3 separate regions of the Mus musculus genome follow, and all the other regions are linked to region 1. Evidence: chromatin loops called from intact Hi-C (ENCODE). Cell type or tissue: heart. All regions are shown on one strand.

Region 1 (2,500 bases):
GTTACCCGCCCCACCCCTCCTGCAGGCCTGCTGGAGAATGGAATCAATGGATGCCCCCTACCCCCAGCCTCACTGCTGACCTCTGTGATCCTTCCTATTTCAGAAAGTCTCTAGCTCCACCAGGGTGATGGCACTCAGCCCAGGATCTGCCTTGTTGACACCTGTGAGCTGCATCCTGTTCACCCCCAAAACTTGCCCTAATCTCTAACCTGTGGCTTAACCAAAGAGTCCTCCCAGCCAGGACATGACAGTTCCAGAGTTTCACATACATTTGGGGACACACTGTGTTTCCTGTATACTCTACTCTAACGTGGATTATCTTGGCCACAGAGTCACAGGCTGAGAGGAAGGACAGTAGCCACCCCGTCCACGTGGATAACTGCATCCTGAATGCCGAAGCCCTCATGTGTATCAAGGAGCCCCCAGCCTACACGTTCCGGGACTACAGGTGAATGCAGCAGTGTGGTGCCCGGGTACTGCGCAGCTCTGGGCTTGCCTTGGAAGCTTCTCAGTGCCCTGCACTCTGCCTCCCTGCCCTCACACATGTGCACACGCAGGCAGAGAGGCAAGCTGTCCTCAGAAGCCCGTTCTTCACCCTAGACCCCACATAAGAAGACAGACGGTAGGGAGGTCCTTAGGAGGGAGTGGGGAGGAGGGCATGGCTGGGTTTGACACAAAGGTATGCTAGCTAGGGTGTGGTGGAGTCTCCAAAGAGGGGTGGGGGACCCTGCCAGCTGTTCATGGCTTCAGAGACGCTTCAGGTCTCCAGCTGCTAGTTGAAAGTACACAGAGGAAATAAGCCGTGTCTGGATGCCTGCCTTTCCAGCGCCATCCTTTACCTCAATGGCGACTTCGATGGAGGAAACTTTTACTTCACAGAACTAGATGCCAAGACTGTGACGGTGAGTGCTCCCCTGTCCTCATCCCTGGGGGCTGATGGCCCCAGAGGACAGTAGAAAGAATGACTTACTGGGCTTCCTCCCCACCCCAGCCCACCCCTACCAACCCCCAGCCTGTTTCCTGTCCCTGGGCCAGGGGCTTTGGGATATGATAGCTCTCCTCTGACTGTCCTTTGGGTCTTTGTCCTAATGATCCATTGCTCTTCTGAGGCTTTCCCCCATCTCCCCTCCCCGCCCACAGGCAGAGGTGCAGCCCCAGTGTGGAAGGGCTGTGGGATTCTCTTCTGGCACTGAGAACCCACATGGAGTGAAGGCTGTCACCAGGGGGCAGCGCTGCGCCATCGCCCTGTGGTTCACGCTGGATCCTCGGCACAGTGAGAGAGTAAGGGCTGTTGGGAGGGCCACTTGTGTTTCCCTGAGACTCCCCACCCAGGCACTCCCTGCAGTCATTGCCCGCCCACCCTCCCTGGGCCTTTCTTTTCACGTGGAAGTGGAAGAGGGTGGGGCTTGATGTGGAGTTCTTGGTTCATGCCTTGGGCCTGCTCCAGCAACCAGAGCTTAAGCCTGCTGGGAAGGAGGCAGTCCCAGAGCCCCTGTGGTAACACTACCATTGTTCTCTTGGAAGCGGCAGCTAAGGGGGTGAGGGGACCTCTCCAGAGGCCCTCTGAGAAGAGTTTGCCTTTGCAGGACAGGGTGCAGGCAGATGACCTGGTGAAGATGCTGTTCAGCCCAGAAGAGGTGGACCTCCCCCAGGAACAGCCCCTGCCTGACCAGCAGGGCTCGCCAGAGCCTGGAGAAGAGTCTCTGTCAGACAGAGGGTCGCTGCACAAGGATGAGCTATGACAACAGCTAGGTCACAGTTGGGTGTCCTTGGACTCATGAGGGTGACTCAGTCCTTCAGCCTGGACTTCCCGGCCCCTCAAGGCTGCAGAGTGAGAGGCGCTTCTGTTGGCCCCCCGGCCAGAGGATCCTGTCCACAGCCTTCTGCATGGTGCTACTGTTCTTGGAGTGGGCATAGCAGGACACACTCTTCTCTGGGCTTGGCTGTAGGCTCAGAATGCAGGCCCAGAACCACCCTGGGGCCTATGTAGGCAGCTGCCGTCAGCAGCGTGATATATTTAAGTGTCTGTAAAGACAACCAAAGAATAAATGATTTGTGTTTTTTTCACTTAGTGGTTTGTTCCAAGAGAGAAAATATTTCTACTCTTCCTGGGACGCTGAGCTTGGTAGCAGCTCCTCTAGGTAGTGTGCCGTGGCACATGCCACATGGGAATTCCTCTGTAGCCTCAGGCCAGATAACCCAGGTACCTTGGGCTGTTACCATAGAAGGGGCATCTTGGTCCTCACTGCCTACCTTCTATGGGAACTGGATGTCCCAGATACAGCACCCAGGATGGCAGCACATCATCAGCTTTAAAGGCTTTCAACATCTAGATTGTCACTAATCCTCTTCTGGCAGAGAGCAACAGTCAGCGCTGCTCTGGCAGGGCAGCCGCAGGCTTCCTGCTCGGCTGGCTGGCCTCAGAGCCCGCACCTGACTGGAGTTTCAGCTCCTCCGGCCACATAGCTGGCACGAAGCCCACCCCCTTCAGCACTCCTGA
Region 2 (2,500 bases), 73 kb after region 1:
AACAGCCGTAAGCCTCACAGAGTTTGAACTCAGGTGTGCAGGACTGCCTGTACAGATACCAAGCAATGACTGCATTTCCAGTTTTCCAAAAACCTCCCTTACCTGTGGAAGGTGCTTCCTTTGTATCCTATCGGAACGCCATCTTTTCTGTAAACAAAGAAGGAAGAGACTTGGAATGGGGAAACACAATGGTGGGCCTTTCCCATTTAGGCTACACCAGAGGCTAAAAGGGCTCTCACTAAGATCTGGAGGGGGAAAAAGAGAGAGAAAGAACCCATTCAAGGTGTCACCCTCTCTCTGCATATCATCTTCCATTACTTAAGACCTGTTCATGGTTCTCCAATACCCTCACCAAACATCCAGGGCACCCCTTCAGGAGTAGGCAGAGAAATCAAACACATCTGAGACTGACCTGAACTCTCCGGTGCAGAATTGCCTAAAGGGAAAGAGAGAGCAAACGATTTAGCCTTCGTACGATCACTGCTTGAAGCACCTCTAATCTCTGGAGAGGAGAGTTCAAACACTGGGGCCAGTATGTCCGCCAACTAACTGATCGGGCGGATGTCAGGGCAGGTAGACTAGTGATAGAAGTTGATATGGGATCAGTCACAGCCGGTAGCTGTTTGGCCAGTGAAATACCCAGACCACAGAGCTGCAAGGCAATGAATAGATGGACAGAGGCAGACATGGCAAAGACCGACTGGAGGCCGGCTTCGGGCTCAGCTCTGGTTCACTTGGAGCATATCCTTACCTAAAGTTCTCTGCCGTCTTAGGCACCACGTCTGCAAAGAGCTCGATTTTCATGCGACCAACTTCCTGCAGAAGAAACGGGAGACGCAACACTCAGCTCACGACCGCTGTCCACGAAGCTCGAAAGCTCCCACCTCCCTCCGCCGCCTGGCCCAGCCGGTCTCGGGAGGGCTATAAGGGGCTGCCTCCCTTACCCGAGGCCAACCAGCCCGCACGGGCCGCTAGGTCGCCCGCACCTCACCTGGCCGCCAATGCTGACATCGAAGAAGACCACTGGATTGACTGGACTTGAATTTGCCACCGCCATGGCTTTGACCCGGAAGTAGAAACCCGGCTTCCGGTGGCAGGTCCCGCGAACTTCATCCGGAGCGCAGACGCAGTGGAAACGGACCGCGATTGCGCCCCGCCCCGGAAGTGTGGCGCGCGCTGAGGTTGTTGGGAATGGTACTGTTTGGCTGAGCTGGTCGGAGCTGAGGGGAGGAAACGCAGGCATCTTTGTCAAAGTCTGTGGGCTCCCCACTTGCATGACTGTATTAGTGCAATAGAAATGAATCTTCTGCAGACAGCATGTCCTGAGCAGTCACACTTGGTGTCCCCTGTCACAGCTCATGAGCCGAGGATCCCTGAGTCACCTTCCATATTTTAAAATGGTTTGTTACTGTAGCCTGGCTCAGTCGGGTGCTGGAAATGTAATTTTATTTATTTTCTTATGATTGTAAAATTTTTTATTTTTTAATTCACATTTACATCCCCAGTGCTGCCGCCTCTCCCGGTTTCCCCACCCCCTCCTTCTCTTCTCCTCTGAGAGGGTAGAGACCCCCTCTGGTTTTCCCTCCACCTTAGCACATCAAGTCTCTGCAGGGCTGGCCTCATCCTCTCCCACTGAGTCCAGACAAGCAGAAGAAACGAATTCCACAGCAGGGCAACAGCTTTTGGGATAGCCCCTACTCCAGTTGTTCGGGACCCACATGAAAGACCGTGTGTGTGTGGGAGGGGGCTAGGTCCCGCCTGTCTATGCTCTTTGGTTGGTGGTTCAGTCTCTGAGAGCCCCAAGGGTCATAGTTGACTCTTGGTTTTCCTGTGGAGTTCCAATCCCCTCGGAGGCCCTCAGGAGTCCTCAAGCTCCATCGGATGTTTGGCTGTGGTCTCTGCATCCCTGAGTCAGCTCCTGGGTGGAGTCTCTCAGGACAGCCATGCGAGGTTCCTGTCTGCAAGCACAACAGTCTCAGGGATTGTTGTTTGCCCATGGGATGGGTCTCTAGGCTAGTAAATCGTATGGGGCTTTGCCTATTTAAAATGCTGTTTGCCACTGCTGGTAGCAAAGACCAGGAAGTAAAGGCTGGCTTCTCTTATACCACTTTTACCAAGTACCCTTCTGCCTCTGTTTTGGAGGGCATTCAGTTGCTACCCCCCCCCCCTCTTTTCCTTCTCTCATGCTTGCTCCGGCCCAAAGATACTTATATGTAAGTACACTATACTTGTCTTCAGACACCCCAGAAGAGGGCGTGGTTGCTGGGATTTGATCTCAGGACCTTCGGAAGAGCAGTCAGTGCTCTTACCCACTGAGCCATCTCTCCAGCCCTGGTTGTTACACCCTTTAAGGTTTTTTGGTTTTTGTTTTGTTTTGTTTTTGCTTTTGGTTTTTTGAGACAGGGTTTCTCTGTATTGCCCTGGCTGTCCTGGAACTCACTCTGTAGACCAGGCTGTCCTCGAACTCAGAAATCTGCCTACCTCTGCCTCCCAAGTGCTG
Region 3 (2,500 bases), 420 kb after region 1:
CTGAGACACCCGTCAGACATGTGAGCAGAGATAGAAATGTCACCAGGGTGTATCTGCTGCGTGGAGCTCTGTGTCCCTGGCTTTGAAAGCCCTGGAGAAGGACCAGCGGGGTTGGGGAGAAGGAGTGGGTGGAGCCGAGCACAAGGTTCGCTGATCCAGAAGAAGAATGTAATTTAGGAAGGCGAATGTACCAGCTGGGACAAAGGTTGTAGTTGACACTAGAAAAGTTCTGGCCAAGAAGTCCTGGGTTAGAGAACATGAAGTCACTGGTGACCTTAGAAGATGGATTCTGAGGACAGCCAACATGAACATCTGATTAGAATGCGCTTAGGAAAAAAATCTGGCAGAAAAAAAGAGAGTGTTTATTAGACACTTTAAATCAAAGGGTAATTAGGCGGGGTGTGTGTGTGGATGCAGCACCCGAACTGTGCTGCCCTGAAAGACCCTGTAGGGAGCTGTAGAGACCACTGTGGCAGGCCTCCCAGCAGCCCCTCAGAGAGCAGGCGGCCTAAAAGATAGATTTACTTTTGCCATGGCTGCCAGGAAACCCAGAAGCAAACTGTGGCCCCAGCATTAACAGTTACTCTGATCCTCATTTAATCTGTGTCTTCCTCTGACAGAATGCCCTAACACACACACACACACACACACACACACACACACACACACACACCACAAATACAAACACACACACACACCACACATACATATACACCACACACACACACACACACACACACCCCACAAATACAAACACACTACAAATACAAATACACACACACTCCACATATACATACCACACACACATCACACATACATACATACCACACACACACACACACACACACACACACACACACACACAAATACACACACACATACATATGTACCACACACCACACGTACACAAAAACACAGACACACTCACGTTCACACATACATAACACACACACACACACACACACACACACACACACACACCACAAATACAAACACACACACACACCACACATACATATACACCACACACACACACACCCCACAAATACAAACACACTACAAATATAAATACACACACACTCCACATATACATACCACACACACATCACACATACATATATACCACACACACACACACACACACACACAAATACACACACACATACATATGTACCACACACCACACGTACACAAAAACACAGATACACTCATGTTCACACATACATAACACACACACACACACACACACACACACACACACACACACACACACACACACCTTTCAGGTTTATTTATATTCTCTCTAGGTTCAAGGTCTTCCTTCGTTTTAGTAGGGGGGAGGATGGGTTGGATAATTGGCAACCATGGGAAGTGGGTCAAGGCTGCCCCCTTGTGATGAACACGGAACACTGCAGGAGAACGAATGAGGCGTCTCTTTGAGTTACTGCCCTGTTAGCTATTTCTGCCTTGGCATCCTACCCACACAATAGGGCAGCCTTCATTAGTGGTGCTCCTTTAAGGTGCTGTCAGAGAAATGTGTGAGCCCTTTTAGGGGAAGCCCCTGCTGGTGCCTTTAGGTGGTAGATGTTGAGGTCAGCAGGGCTGGGCCACTGAAAAGGCAGAGGCTGCACTGGCCTCCTGATGCCGATATTGAGTCTGGGGCAGGCAAGGGATGACTTGAGAGCCCAGATTTTCCTAATGAGAACTGCAGTATTGGGGAGGCAGTGAGGGCCTCTGACTCAGCCACTCTCTGTGTTTCTGGCTTCCTCTACTGTGATAGGTGGCAGATGTGATTATGGTGTGTGTGTGTGCTTATATGTGCATGTGGCATGGTAGTGTATGTGTATGTATGTGTGTGGTCTTTGTGTGTGGTGTATATGTATGTGTGGTATATATGTATATGTGGCGTGTGTGTATGTGAATGTGCGTGTTTGTGCATGCTTGTGGTATGGGGTGTGACGGCTTGCATTTGCGTGTGAGGATGCATGTACTTTGCCAAACCCTTGTGGGAACCTGTTTGGGAACGTGCAAACATGCATGTGAGAGTACTGGGCATGCCTGTATAGGAGCATGTGTGTGTCCATGCCTGTGTAGGAATGATGTGTGTGTGCTACATGTGTGAGAGTGTGGATGAGTGTGAGCACAAATGCGGGCGGATACTGAGGGAGTAGTGCATGGGAATGTGTGTGTTGGAGTCTTTGTGTACTAGTGTGTTTGTGAGTGTGTGTTGTGTGTGTGTGTGTTGTGTGTGTGTGTGAGTGTGTTGTGAGTGTGTGTTGTGTGTGTTTGTGTTGTGAGTGTGTGTGTTGTGTGTGTTGTGTGTGTGTTTGTGTGTGTGTGTGTGTCTGTGTGTGTGTGTAGGAGATGCAGGTGAAGCCATATGGGCTGAACTGTAGAGGAGAGTAGGTGAGAGCAGAGGTCTCTTCTATGCAGGTAGCTTTGGAGGAAGGCTGATCTGATGGTGGGGCATGGTACTGAAGTCTGGGGCTGGAGCCTTACA

What was found. Hi-C counts contacts between places; a loop is a spot of excess contacts. Peaks named below come from ENCODE experiments on the same cell type or tissue, not always from the same donor. Only the 100,000 strongest peaks of a DNase experiment are listed, where the experiment ranks them.
Region 2: a loop joins it to region 1, with 2.9 times the contacts of the local background. A loop is called at or near these places in 10 of 42 quality-filtered maps.
Region 3: a loop joins it to region 1, with 8 times the contacts of the local background. A loop is called at or near these places in 21 of 42 quality-filtered maps.

The regions. Positions count from the first base shown.
Region 1 is chr4:119,246,305-119,248,804 of GRCm38, forward strand. P3h1 (prolyl 3-hydroxylase 1) reads left to right here. Exons shown (of 15, transcript NM_019783.2): 12 at 331-448; 13 at 827-902; 14 at 1,141-1,281; 15 at 1,587-2,500. The coding sequence ends at 1,742. Among named protein-coding and RNA genes, the nearest start is that of Cldn19, 7.9 kb to the right of the region's middle. In heart, CTCF peaks have their summits at 1,212 (motif pointing right) and 1,419; a DNase peak (open chromatin) is centred at 1,287.
Region 2 is chr4:119,319,418-119,321,917 of GRCm38, forward strand. Ppih (peptidyl prolyl isomerase H) reads right to left here and starts at 1,106. Exons shown (of 10, transcript NM_028677.4): 1 at 992-1,106; 2 at 752-816; 3 at 413-436; 4 at 103-147. The coding sequence starts at 1,057. In heart, a CTCF peak has its summit at 1,181; a DNase peak (open chromatin) is centred at 1,164; H3K4me3 peaks cover 2,104 bases; H3K27ac peaks cover 1,632 bases.
Region 3 is chr4:119,666,197-119,668,696 of GRCm38, forward strand. No RefSeq gene overlaps it. Among named protein-coding and RNA genes, the nearest start is that of Guca2b, 8.5 kb to the left of the region's middle. In heart, a CTCF peak has its summit at 1,400 (motif pointing left); a DNase peak (open chromatin) is centred at 85; H3K27ac peaks cover 718 bases.